Regions from separate parts of the Homo sapiens genome. Here region 2 is linked to region 1. A link is a loop called in an ENCODE intact Hi-C map of the cell type or tissue named here. Cell type or tissue: PC-3. All regions are shown on one strand. Each heading gives the region's core, and the rest is flanking DNA. Links, peaks and the distances in the headings are about the cores only.

What was found. A loop is a pair of places that touch in the nucleus more often than their neighbours do. Peaks named below come from ENCODE experiments on the same cell type or tissue, not always from the same donor. Only the 100,000 strongest peaks of a DNase experiment are listed, where the experiment ranks them.
Region 2: a loop joins it to region 1, with 3 times the contacts of the local background. A loop is called at or near these places in 1 of 110 quality-filtered maps.

Annotation. Positions count from the first base shown.
Region 1 is chr18:67,421,255-67,428,893 of GRCh38, reverse strand. No RefSeq gene overlaps it. Among named protein-coding and RNA genes, the nearest start is that of DSEL-AS1, 91 kb to the left of the region's middle. In PC-3, for the core only: no CTCF peak of the experiment used is centred there; a DNase peak (open chromatin) is centred at 2,973; H3K27ac peaks cover 520 bases.
Region 2 is chr18:67,307,374-67,315,012 of GRCh38, reverse strand. No RefSeq gene overlaps it. Among named protein-coding and RNA genes, the nearest start is that of DSEL-AS1, 210 kb to the left of the region's middle. In PC-3, for the core only: no CTCF peak of the experiment used is centred there; a DNase peak (open chromatin) is centred at 3,972; H3K27ac peaks cover 1,390 bases.

The DNA of each region.
Region 1 (7,639 bases), core at 816-5,815:
TTCCTGTAAAATGTCAAATTGAAGGTGACAAGGAGCAAGCTTTCTACTTCAAAATGTAACAAGAAAAGGCTCAAGCATGTGGTCTACAAAGACTTGCCGAACATCATTTTTACTGACAGCTAAACAGAGTTTTGCTTATTTCATGAAGGCAAATCCAAACAAACCTATTGAATTTTTATTACATTTACTTTTAAAAAAAAGCCAAGCTTAGTAATGGTATCTTTTCGGGATACCACTGTTGTTCTGTATTAACATATATATGAAGTATTTCCTATATATGAGGACCCATCTGATACTGATTTAACAGACCATAAAGGAAGTAGTAGTTCAACAATTCTGGCAAATGATTTTTTTTCCAAGGGGGTTTAGGATGCATTTCTCCTAATATATTCATTTATGTATTCGTCTAGAAAATAAAATGAGTAACTTGCTGTGGTAACCTTGGTATGTGGCAAAGAATAATAAGATAAAATCCCTGCCTTTAAGAAACTTACTGTTTGTTTAAGGAGAAATGCCATCATAATGCAGAATAGTAAATTCGTAAACAAGGCATATGGGAGCACTGAGGAAAGACACCAAACCTCAGTAATGTGTAAGGAATGGCTTACTGCAGTAAGTGATGCCACATTTGCAGAATGATCATGAGCTCTGCTAGCATAACAGATACCTAAATAAATTATTCCCCACTAGCCTATACCTCCTTTTCCTTATAGTTATTGAACATTTATTGATCTGCCAGCTATATTTTGACAACCTAATTCACTCTATTATGAACCAACAGAAAATCTGAAGACTTTTGTCACACAACAGATTCGAGGGATTGCCTTTTAGTTTTGTTTTTGAAAAAGACATATTTAGGTATTGAAAAAGCTAACAAAATCTAACTAGCTAACAAAAATCTTTAAGTTAATCTAACTTTTATTGTTCCTTTTCCATTTTGAGGCTGATCTTTTACTGGGTTGGAGAACATATGTAATGTATTTTTTTTCCTTTTTCAAATAAATGAAAACTATTTTATTTTGTATTAGGTTGGAGAATATATCTATATCCATATCTGTATAATTCATCAGGAAAGGGAGACCTTTCCTGGACAAATGGTTTTTGTTAGCATAATGTAATAGAATGATTATAGAACACAAAATCTATTCTTTTATCCAAACTATGAGATGCAGAAGTACAAGCCCATAATGCTTCAATTCCTACTATATATTTACATGTAGAAGCCAAAACTACATTGAATCAGCCTGAAGAGTTGCATCCAAAAGGTCATATTGGATTCTGTCCTCATCGTGAAGACTGCCAGCTCTAGTAAACTGAATGCATGTGATCTCAGCCCCAATGACACCAAGTAGAAAGATGACTTGTACATGTGGAACCAACAAAGCCGTAAAGGTTTCATTTCTTCCCCCCTCTTAGATAACCCAGCTCAGGGGACAGAAGTATATGACCTTTAGTTCCTGGTTGGCACAGTGAGATCTTAGATCCATCTTTAATCATCTAGCCCCTTTAAGTTGCTGAGGTAGGAATGCAGAAGGAGGAAGGGGTTAGGGCAGAGAAGGAGAGAGCATCTCTGTCTAGTGAGCTACACAGATTTACTTTCATTTGTTAGCAGCAAGATGTCTGCTTGCAGTTCAACCAAGCAATATTCAAATGCATGTGTTGCACCCAAAGATATACATAATGGGGAGGTAGGTGGCAATGTCATCATTCTAGACATTGTGTATTTTTCCCTCAGGAGTCTCTTTACCCAGCTGTTCCAGCCAAAGACATAGCGCTTTCTTTCTAGTATTAGAGGGTTTGCTCTTTCTGGCCACTGTGAGCTTGGCTCTCACCAACTTCTTGGGGGAGCCCACCTTAATCTGAGGCATTTGCTCTCCATTAGCTTGATGATATCTCATAAATTCATGCCTGGTTTCAATTTAAGTGCAAGGTAAGTTTCCCCGAGTAATCAGGTTGACTGCAAAAATTTATATTTTGGGGGTTTCATGTTTCATTTGCTAATGGTCCACCTTCATCAGCACTGTAAACACCATCTAGGGCACTAAATGCCAGTACACTACTCAATGCATCATCAACGACTTTACATGGGAATTAATCTGTTTCTGAGAAATCTTCCTGAGAAAGCTGAAGTTTACAGGTAGTTTCCAGGAATCACTTAAAAACAAACAAACAAACAGAAACAACTCAGATGTTTTACTGTCATTATCAAAAAGATCGAAGGTTGACGTCATAGATTGCAGGAGTGGCTGAGCTATAAGACTGCCCAGCTGTTGCCGATGTTATGGAAGCATAACAAGGGTGAAGCCGCTCACTCTCTCACCTCACAATTGATCTAATAATGTATTTGTGTTATGCCCATAGGCTACAAGTTTCCATCTATTCTCTCTCAATATAGGTGCTCAGCTATTTAACCTTTTTTTTTTTTTTTCTGAAAGGAATTGGAAACTTTTGGCTTCCCAGGACAAATCTTAGTACTGGTTGTTAAAATGGGTAGATGCAAGGCTGACTGAACCCCTGAAAGGGAGTTAGCAGCAGGCCAGGCAATGTTCAGGCATTTGTCTCTGAACCTACTTCTTGGTAGGTTCAGCCTGCAACCATACCTCCAATAACTGACAGAAGGATGACATATTACTTGATTGACCATATATTTTAGTCAATATGTTTATTAATTCTTATGGACTTTCCTCATATCATGTTAATCAGCTCATGAGGTCCTCATCCTTCCTTCCTTTTTCAAAAATCCATGTTCCTCTCAGCAACCCCATCTTTATCACCAGAACTGTTAAGAATTATGAAAGGACAGAGATTTTTTTTTCCTTATGTGTAAGTTAACACATTAGCCTGCTGCAGCTTCATGAAAGCAGAAGACAAGAGACTCCTGAGTCAGAGACAAAGGATTTTATGACTCACACCAACAGTCATATCCACAGTATTGGCTTTTATCATGCCAGATATCAGAGCTGCAATTCCCATAGGGCAACATGAAGAGGGCTAGGTGACACCTCACATACACAGTGGATTGTGTTACAGAAGAACCCTGAACTTTTTATATGGGTGATTAAGCTTGACTGTGCTTTGTGCCAAAAGGAGATGTTATTTTTATTATTCTGGTCAGTAAGCTGGCTACCCTTTGCCCCAGAAGATATCTCTATCTTGCATAACTGGCTTATTCCTGTCAATTCAGTATATTACTGAGCAATGCCCATTCTTTCTCAATAAGGGTATCATATATTTCCATATTCCTCATTTAATTTAAGGTCAGATGCCACACTTAGAATTCTCTGTGGAGGTTACACTCTTAGTGGGCCATATTTTACCATTGACTATCATGTCTTGGGACAAAAAGTTGTAAAATGATCCTGATTTCAAAATAACTGCCTAACATAATGATAACTATTCACAATGCAATTAGACTCTTGCTTTCAAAATGTGTAAAATGAGAAATGCAAAGAAAGTTTAAATCTACTGATGGCAGTAAAAGAAGAAAAAAATACAAAAGAATATGCACAGATAAAACATGCAAAAGTATTTAGAAGTATTATTTGTGTGTGTGTGTGTGAGAGAGAGAGAGAGGAGACAGAGAAAAGCAGGAGAGGAGAGAGAAAATCTGATGTAAGGAAAATTAGGAATAGAATTCTGAAACTGTGTTGAACCTTTGAACCTTTTTAATTCCTGTTTTTCACACACATTAGACTATGTGAAACCGGGTGTTGGCATTACCACAAATTTCCTAAACTTTTGGTCTTCCCTGTTATCCTTTGAATGGCCTGATATTATATGAATAAATCTCTATTTCTTGCAAGGAAAACAACAGCCTAACATTGATGGATATCCTAGAATTACTTTGCTTTGCATGGCTCTCTTACTAAAATTGTTTTAGCCAAGCAAATTTTACTGGGGGTTTTCAAGCAGAGTTGGATGGATTTGTTTATATCACATACTTTTTACAGCATATACATTAAAAAGACAGTTTTCAGAAATTTTTTTTTTCCCCAGACTTTGGGGAATACCTGAGCAAGGTTGTCTGTTGGAAGGGTCCCAGGTTGGACAGGACTGGGCCAATGCTAGTAGTAATCCTGCCTGGTCAGTCTTTGGCTGGGAGCAACCTGGGTTTCAGCCTTCAGTGGAGGCCATTGGTCAATTATGCATCCAGCTGCAGGTTATCTTGAAAGACATATGAATGGAACCACTCTATAGCCATCCCAACCTACATGGAGAACTTTTCTTGCCCCAACTTGTTTACTATATTAGAACTTAGCCTCCATTGTGTTATGTTCTGGCCTCTGCTTCTTAATTTTTTGGGATGTCATTTTATTGTCTTTAACTACAGTGACCCAATATGAAGCTCAGCCTTTAATCAGCTTCAATAACAGCTACCAAAATCACTCACACCAAGCATATTGGGATTTTACAGACTTTACACATTTTTAATCATCTTGAGCAGGGTTTAATCATCTTGAGCATGCATCTCTTAGCTATGCCCATGGGATCATCCCCCTGGTTGCCACGACTATTTTCTACATCCCCACTTTTGATCACCTCCTTCCAGGTTGGGGCTCTACATTCTCCCATATCACTTATCTAGATAGCCTTCTTCTCTCATTGGCACAAACCACACAAGGACCTAGAGTGATGCTCATATTCAACCCAATGCTGACATTAAATTATGCTTTTCAGGAAATACTTTGTTCCCTATGAGGACCTCTTGACCAATGTAATATACTGTCATTCACCACCAGAGACTTGTGACTTAAGAATTTTAACCATGCCAATAATTTTCACTCTGTAAAGTTTGTTAAATAGCATGGCTAATTCAAAATATTATTCAGAGTTGAGATAATTTCAGAATCCAAGAGTCACATGAAATCAGATAGAAGTGCACTTTTTGGCTGTTCATTTCAGACTCTGAAATAATTATTTTACTGATTACATTTTTATTTCCAACCATAAGACCTGTTACTTTATTCCAAATAACATACATTCTAACTCCCTCATGTAGAATATCTACTGCTGCTGTTACTGCCCCAAACAAACAATATCCAAAAATCAATAACAACAAAGTCCTGTTGCTGTATCATGGCAGAGAGCAGTGGCCCACTCCAGTCACTGGAGATTTATAAAAACTAAGTGTTGCTGATGGCTCTCCATTACTTGGTAACCACCTTGATGTTGAATTCTGCATGTGTGGTATGTTCATGTTTCAGTTGTTCTTTTACCCAGAAAATCTCTTTATTGGATGAAGCTTTAGAAATCCATAGTTTTGCAATCATTGCTTACTGGAAGAAATAATGCAAAACTATTAGAACTGAAGAAAATTTAGTCATCAGTTATAAATAAATTAATAACTAAACACAATTATCCCCCAAATTCTTCAAAACTTAATAGAAAAATGAAGCAGAAGAAAGCATTTCATTTATCCTAGGAACAAATATAAAAACACCTAAAATAAACTTAACATGAGGCTTGAATAAATGGAGAAAAATATGTTGTTGGATGATATAATTTAATATAATATGCATCTAGATTAGTCTCAAGATGATATATAAAAGTAATGCAATTATTTAAAAATCTCAAAAATAATTTTAAATAAAAAATTTTACTATTATCAGATTGGCCAAAATCCCAAACACTGAGAACACTAAATGCTGGCAATAGGCTTTCCAACATTGTTGGTGGGAATACAAAAAGGGACAGCCACTGTGGAAGATAGTTTCCCAGGTTTTTTAAATGAAACGAGACATATTCTTATCATAGGATCCAACAGTTGTGCTCCTTGGGTTTTACCCAAATGAACTGAAAACTTATGTCCACACGAAGACCTGCACATGAATGTTTGTAGCAGCTTTATTTATAATTGCCAAACCTAGGGCACCACCAAGGTGTCCTTCATTGGGTAAATGGATAAACTGTCGTACATCTGGACAATGGAATCTTACTCAGCACTAAAAAGAAATCAGATATCAAGCCATACAAAGAGGTGATGCAAACTTAAATGCAAATTACCAAGTGAAAGAAGCCAATCTGAAATGGCTTTATACTATATGATAGCATATGTATAACTATATGGCATTCTGGAAAAGGCAAACCTCTGGAGACAGGAAATGATCTGGGTTGCCAGAGGTTGGGGGAGGGCGGGACAAATAGGCAGCGCGTAGAGGATATTTAGAGCAGTGAAAGTATTCTGTATGGTACCGTAATGGTGGATTCATGTTCGTAGAGATTTGTCCAAACTCATAAAATGTACAATATCAAGAGTGGAACCCTAATGTAAATAATGGACTCTGGGTGATGATGTAGGTAAATATAGGTTCATGGATTGTAGCAAATGTTATACTGTGGTTTGGGATGTCTACATGCGAGGTTGTGAGTGTGGAGACCGTGGTATATGGGAACTCTTTGTACTTTCTGCTTAATCTTTCTGTACACATAAAGCCACCCTAAACATTATGAATTAAAAATGATTATGTATATACAGGAAAGTAAGCATGTTAGAGTTACTGATGTATACATTATAACAAAATTTATAGAGTTAATAGGAATGATGGTATTATAATACTCACAGATGAATTATAAGACATCCAAACAGGGCTAAACATTTTAGTTGTATTATTTTAACTGATAATTTCAACCTCATAAATAGATATGTAGTTCCTTTGTAGTTTTATCAGTGAGGAAATTGAGACTTAGAAGGTGAAGTATCCAAAGCCACCTAACATGTAAGTAGTACCTCTGGGATTTGAATTTAGTTGCACCCCTGAGTCTAAGCTATTTCCTCTTTGTCTTGTACACCTAAGCAAAATTTTAGGACATGGTGACAAAGTTGAAGTGTTGGAATACATATTTTTGGAATAACTAAGATAAATGTGTGAATTAAAGTCAGCACTTTATCTCAAAATATCAGTGAAATAACAAAGAGATTCAATATAAACTGAGAAACAAATGACACTAATATAGATTTATATACTTATGAAATTTGTAAGGCTTTTTTTTTTCAAGTCTAAGGATGAAAGCAGAAACTAAAGAAAATACCAATAGATATGACTCATGCAAAGGATAAGAAGCTTACATAAAGAACGACACTAAAATTAAAAAGGAAAAAAAAGTCTTGAAAAATTATTGCAACATATACAAAATAATTCATATAGTTAATTCTTTAAGACTTTTAAAACTGATGAGAAAATATCTTCCCAATAGGAAACTGTAAAAGTACCAGAAAAGGCATATTCCAATAAAGTCATGGAAATGGCCGCTGAGTGTACTTAAAAAAAAAAAAAAAGATCAGTTTACTAAGTCATAAAATAAGTGCACATAGCACAGTCACTAAAAATATTTCACCTATCTAGTTGACAAAAATAAAAATAAGTGTTAATTTTTAGTTTTGATTAAGAGTTGAGGAGAATGGCCCTTAGTGTACACTGTGTAAATTGATACAAACTTTAACCCAATAAGAAATTATTGGGTACAATATGAATTATTTGGCTGATGAATATGCTAAAAGCTCTGACTTCACCACTACATGATCTATGCATGTAACAAAATTGCACTTGTACCCCATAAATTTATGTAATGAAAAAAAAAGAAAAACAATTTGAAATCTCTTATCAAAAGCTTTAAAAATGAGGCCAGGCATGATGGCTCA
Region 2 (7,639 bases), core at 1,746-6,745, 110 kb after region 1:
ATTCTTTTTTTTTTAGACGGAGTTTTGCTCTTGTTGCCCAAGCTAGAGTGCAATGGCATTATCTTGGCTCACTGCAACCTCTGTCTCCCAGTTCTGCCTGAGACTACCGAGTAGCTGGGATTACAGGCACCCGCCACCACGCCTGGCTTTTTGTGTTTTTAGTAGAAACGTGGTTTCACCAAGTTAGCCAGGCTGGTCTCAAACTCCTAACCTCAGGTGATCCGCCCAGCTCAGCCTCCCAAAGTGCTGGGATTACAGGCGTGACCCAATGTCTTAATCTTTTAAGTCTTCTTTTATTATTTAACTTGAGCAAGTCTTTTGTTGAGGGCAATTCTTATTTTGCCTTTTCAATGCCTGAAAAAACTTTCCAAAGACAGGTAGGAGAAACTCTCATCTGTCACTATGGTGGTAAAAAATGGGCAACAATTCCTTGCTCTGCCCCTTGATGGGTATGACATGGGCAAGGAATAGGAACACCCATGGGTAGAGGAGCTGGAAACAGCAGGGTCTATTCTAGGACGGTTATATCCAGTGAATTCTGTGAGTGCGTCTTGGTCTTGCTTCCTGCGATTCTGTGAACACACTTCTGGCCTTCTTGTTAATTTTATGAGGCACTAAATAGCCTTCCAGTAAACTTTATGCTTCAGTTAAACTGAATTTAAACTGAACTTGTTTCTTTAATGTTACTTTTGGAACCAATGTGAGAAAATGTTTAAATAAAAATGTGTTTATTTATAAAAGTTTTCACTCCTGAAGAAATTTTAAGAGGTAACCATCTAAGCATGTATGATCAAATTAAGCACACTTATTAAGCTTCATTTCTGTTTCAGAGATTATTTTTAAGAAATAAATTGTTACAGATGTAACATGTTCCCTTTTTAAATCTTACATGTAATTCTTTTCTGAAATTGGTATATTTCATGTATATGATTTTTTAAAAAAACTTTTATTACCAACATATATATCCATGTAACATACATTATTGCTTTGTGGGTTTCAACATTTGCATTAAAATATCATGTTGTATATCGGTTTTCATTATTTAATATTGGATTTCTGAAATTCATGCACAATATTACATATAGAACAAATTCATTTATTTTTAATGTTGCATAATTTATTTTTTACTAAATAATAAGCCAGTTTGTTTATATAGTCCCTAGTAAGACTGGATAATGGTTTCTCAGATGCTGTTAACTCTTCTAAATATTGTAAACAGTCCTATAATATCCTCTTGTGCATATATGAATAAGTGCTCCTGTAGACATCTATATTTGTAATTGCTGCTCTTATACTGTGTACTACTCACTGGGTATTTACAAATGGCTCTTCTAAGTAATTTTATTCAAAGTATATTCCAGTGATCAGTCTCATTTGCCAATTCTCATATATTGTAATAATTGATATGCTAAAGATAATTATCTTAATAATGTTAGTAGTAAAATTTTATTGTCTTATTATTTGTCAAGGACAGAGAATTTCTAGTTTATTCTAAATATCTTCTTAACTTAATTCATCTCTGATATATCCCAGAAACCTTTCTGGGTTTCGTTACTAATATTAGCTTTTTTCCCTTATGTGTATCGCATACACTTGGTGACTTGTGATACATTAAAATTAATTTAGAAAACTACATCTTTACAAGATTCAGCCTTTCTATCTAGGATTATAAGTAGGTTTCTTTAGCATTTATCTTGTACTTAGAAGATTTACTGAACTTTCTATACATAGTAATTTCTCAATTAAGCCCGTTAAAATTTTTGAGTCTGTATTTAAAATGTTTTCAAATAAAAAAATTAATTTTCTTTTCCCAAATTACAGCATTCATTTCATGTTTATTTTATTGGTCAGAGTCATAATAATAACTTTTAAAAATATGAGGTATGGTAATATCCTTTTTATATTCTTCCTTGGAATGTTTCTGGTATGTTTTACTATCAGTTTAACATTTAAATGTAGAATATTTCTATTTATAGATGCACAAATATATATTAAACACTCCACTCTCTTCAAAACTCAAGACAAACTTGATCCCTTTTTTAAATTTGTTATTTTTCCAAAATTATAGAAGAAAGAACAGAATTTCATAACAAAATATGCATATGGTGGTCATTTTTATGTCCTCGATTTTTAACATTTTCTTTGTTTTGATAATAAAGTTGTGATTTTACAGTAAACTGAATGCCCTACCCTGTTTTCCCTAAATAGAACTGAAGAGTCTTTTGTTGTATCGAAGAGCATATTATCATTGTTGAGTTATCATTATATGGCTATTAACAAACAAAATAAATGTAATCAAATATAAATAAATAATTAACATACAATGACGCCACTGTGATATGAAAAATTTTACTTAACAAATGACTTGGCCCACCAAATTGCTATGATTAACTACTGATGCAAACAAAATCAATTATTGATACAAATAAAGATTAATACCACTCTCTCCCCTAGTAGATGCAATTCCCTGGTTATTTCAGTTGGAAAATAAATAGTACAGAATCTGCACTTTTTCACAATTATTATTATTTAGCTTGATAATAAAAAAACAGGCTGAATTTTAGGAAATTTTATTTTCACTCACATAGGGATTTCTAACTAATACAATCAAGCAAATTGTCAGTCTATTGCTAAATATGATTTTTACATGCCTGTTAGATGATGTGCATCATATTAATACCCTGAACACTTTTCCAAATAGCATCTTGCTAATTTTTTTTGTACAATAATAATTTTGTCTAAAAATAATTATCACTGGGCCCATTACACTCTGAAATAGTCAGCTGCACATTTAAGAATAGCAAGGTGGTGTTTTTTAAATACAGGACACCAAGGAAAATTCTGTAACAATGTAAAACTTAGTATCATAATTAGAAGGAATGTTTCAATAGATTTGAATAAACAGACCATAATATCAGGGAGAATACTTATATGAAAACACGCTCTCAATGTCTTTATACAGTAGTTACAGACTTGATGAAATTAGTTTCTTTAGTATCAAAACATAAGTTAAAACATCTCAAACATCTTGAATACATATTTATAAATTGTCTTGATAATCAGAATATTTTCTTCAACAATAAATTCTGTTGATATTTAAATAAATTATTCCAAACATATTTATTTAATAACAAACATTAGCTAGCAAAAGAGGATTTTTTATACTAAATTTGCATGATAAATAGTATTTTATGAATGCTTACACTGTCTTATATGTTATAGCATATACTCAAACATCTGGTGAAAATTGCCAGATTGAGTCTGTCTGTAGTGTTGAAATAAAACTTCAGTTTTCAGTTGCACCATTTTAATTGTCAAAATAAAATGAAAAAGTAATGAATATGTTGCCAAGTTAAACGAAATCTTTACAACTGAATAGTAAGTAAACCAATATTTATTAAAATATTAGTTTATCCTTTCTGCTGAAAAGTATTTTCTCAGGTCAGCTATTTTTTTGCATATGAAAGACCTGAACTAATGCATCAAGAGCTTTGTAATTAAGGAGGGAACAAATTTTAGAAATGAGACTTGAATAATTTTTTAAAATTATATTCTTTGTGAAGTGATATAGCAGTTCTCATGTGCCATTTGTTTCTTCTATTTTACCAGTTTTTAATGTCATGATTCATACTTATAGGAGCCAAATTTATTATTTAAAAAGTTTGAATAGGTTCTTATTAAATGTATGAGAAACTAAAAATATATTTGGGTGTCTCTTTGAGGCTTATGCTGTAAAAAAGTAATAAAACCCAATATTTATAGCACAATGTGTTGAAATAAATCTCAAAATGCCAAATTTAATCTTTTTGGCTCACAGTTAAAAACCATATAACCATTTTTCATTACATTTAAGCAGATCTTTAAAATTTTATTAAATTAAAGATGCAGTTCTTTAAAATTTCAATAAATTCACAATGTGTACATATTCTCATGAATCATAACTTAAGTCTATGGTCACACTGCCCTGAAGGTCCCTGGTGTCCTCTGAATCATAGCTTAATAACTTCCTTCCCATGCCATCTCAAAGCAGTTTAAACTATCAACTTGGTGAAGAATTACCATTCTTTGTTATTTTAATACCAACAATACTTTCTTGAGAAGGTATGCTATGTTTGTTACTGGTCTTGTCTTTTCTCTTATAATATATTAATAAATCTTAAAAATCTATTGTCAATTTAGTCATACAATTTTGTCTTTTAAAATTATCAAGGTTATTGGAATACATGGAGTAAATGTCAATATTATATAAATAATTATTTTGGGACAGGAAAGTCAGGCTTTTACCTAAATATAAACATTCAAATTTAAAAATGAAAACTTATATTTTGAATAAACATTTCTGGCACCTTTCTGACTCAGAAATAATAAGAGTGGAACAAGAAAGTGTTATGAAAGAAAAAGAAGATAATTTTCGTGATGACAATGGAAGATATTACTCTCACTGTATTTTAGAAATAGTTAGATTTCTGCTCAGGATATTTTAGGTTATTGCATTTTCAACATTGTTTCAGTTGATTTAAATTACTTGTTTTCTCAATTCAATCAGGAACACTATATCCAGTAACCCCTGAATTAATTATACTTAGAAGTATAATTCTGCAATTTAGAAAAGTATAAGTGCTATTAGGTTTGCTTAGCTCAGGCTGCTATAACAAAATACCACAGACTGAGTGACTTAAACAACAGGTATTTATTTATTTATTTTATTATTTATTTAGTTATTTATTTTTGAGACGGAGTCTCGCTCTGTCTCCCAGACTGGAGTGCAATGGCGTGGTCTCAGCTCACTGCAACCTCTGCCTCCTGGGTTCAAGCAATTCTCTTGCCTCAACCTCCTGAGTACCCGGGATTACAGGCAACCGCCACCACGTCCGGCTAATTTTTGTGTTTTTAGTAGAGACAGGGGTTTCACCATGTTGGTCAAGCTGTTCTTGAACTCCTGACCTTGTGATCTGCCCGCTTCCGCCTCCCAAAGTGCTGGGATTACAGGCGTGAGCCACCGCGCCCAGCCAGTTATTTATTTTTCACAGTCGTGGAGTCTAAGAAATCTATGATTATGGTGCCGGTAGATTCCGTTTCAGGTGAGGTAAAGATACTCTTACTGGCTTGAAGAAAGGCCACCTTCTCACTGTGTCCTCATACCACAGAGAGAGGGAGAACATTGGTCTCTCTTCCTCTTATTATCAGGGCATTAATCCCATCGTGCTGTCCCACCCTTATGACCTCATCTAAACCTAATTACCTTCCAAAGACCCCACTTCCAGCTACCATCCTATTGGGAGTTAGGACATCAACACATGAACTTTAGGGAGACACAAGCATTTGGTCCAGAACAAAGGCTAAAGAGAATACTATACTTAATATAACATTCATTAATCATAGCATATTGAGGGATAAGAAATATCTTTTGTCAATATTGGCAGTCATGGGAATCAGGAGAACTCTTTCTTATTAGTTCTCTTGTATTGGGTAATCACTTTACTTTTGTAGTCCTCAGCTTCATCCTCTGTAAAGTTGAGGGATGGAGTAAATTACATTAAGGTACTTTTCAACTCTTAACATTTATGGGCTTGGAAAAATTTATATTGACAATTTTTGCTATTTGTCTTAGTCTGGATGTTATTAAACATGTTTAAACATCTTGCAATTTTGAAAGCCATAAATTAGTTACACACACTAAAAGCTCTGAGCTCCTGAGATAAACTACTTCTTGTTTTTTCTTCTCATTTTATTTCTGATTTTGCTTCCTAAAACTTAATCCATATGCTATTTAATCCAAATTTTGCACTACTGTATGTAGATATAAATTATTAATTAAACTTTTTAACCATTCCAATATTTTTCTATTCACTAATAAACATATTTCCAATATCTAATACTTATTTATAAAGGACAAGCATTTCTTTTCCCTTTAAATCATAGCAAGTAATGCTCGTCAGTCTTGACACCCAGAATGTCAGTAAGACTTGCAGAGGCAGCCGTAATGGCAGCTGTCAGCTTCAGAGTAGATGAGAAACAAAATCTGTCACGAGACTTGAAAACTTTAGACATCACCACAGTTAATTTAGCAGCCATGACCAGTATATTAAAAGCCTGTGCTACAATAAAACTCACCTTTGTTTCACCATGAATATATAGGCTAACGGAGATTCAAATCTAGTTTTTTGTTACTTTTGCTAAAGTAACACTCCTTTTGCTATGACACTGTCACTAAGAATGCAGGCTTATTTACAAATTAACATTGTTAGCTTGCACAATTCTTCTTTATGAACATTGTACATTCTTTTTTATGAACTGATGCTGGTGTTTCTTTATTTTGCCAGATAACTTTAACAAGGTGGAAGTTATAGGACATTAGAGCCATGTTCATGCCTATGTCCTATTGTGGCTTATGTAATATAGATATGATTGTTCTCAGGACATTTCAGCTGCCCTTTCATTCTTGGGAAGCTCTTGGCTGAGTGTTTAAATGATTACAATTGAACATAGAGGAAAAACAGATTGTAGAAATACAAACTCTCTGCATGGTCTCTATTGAACCCTTGTAAAATACTCTGATTCCAGAAAAAGATTAGTTAAATTGTAATTTGTGAAATTGTTATAACTTACTTGTTGCTTTTTCCGGAGCTATTTCTTTAATATGGGAGTCTGATCTTAGCAATTTGGGAGACTGAGGTGGAAGGGTCATTTGAGGCCAAAAGTTTGGGACCAGCCTGGGTACCATAGCAAGACTCCAATTCTACAAAAAATAAATGTAGCCAGGCATGTTGCCATGAGCCTGTAGCCCTACCTACTCAGGAAGCAGAAGCAGGAAAACTGCTTGAGCCTAGGAGTTCAAGGCTGCAGTGAGCTATGATCGTGCTACTGTACTCCAGCCTAGGAAACATAGCAAGACCCTATCTAAGAATAAATAAATAAATATTGAAGTCTGAAAACATATACAGATAGAAGTATATTCTGATGTGTGTGTGTGTGTGTGTGTATATACCAATTTATCCTTTTTCCTATGAAATATCTTTCTTTATAAATTTTCAGCTATGTTATTTATTTTAACTTTTCAAAATCAGAAGTATATTCTGATGTGTGTGTGTGTATATATATACATATATATACCAGTTTATCATTTTTCCTATGAAATGTCTTTATACATTTTCAGCTGTGTTATTTATTTTAACTTTTTTAAATTACAACAATTAATAACCCTATTATTAATTTTATCATCTTATAGGCAAGTTTACAGTTTTTCAATGTCACCAGAAGATAACGCTATACTATTACCATGTAAACACATTACACTAGTAGTACAAAAATTTTTTATCGTATGTTAAATATATGAGCTGATATTAAAGAACAATTATCTATATCAAAGATATTCTGTGTTTATGATTTAGAAGATTTAACATAGCTAAGATGACAATATTCCCCACGTTAGTCTATGTATTCACCAACAAATCTATCAAAACTTTAACTGACCTTTTTTTGTATTTTTGCAAAAATTGACAAGCTGATCCTTAAATTTATATGAAAATGCAAGAAATCATAACAGCCAAAACAATAATAAGAAAGAACCAAGTCTGAGGACACTTTTCCTAATTTTAAATCTTACTACATTTCTTAGCTTCAAAACTTACTACAAATC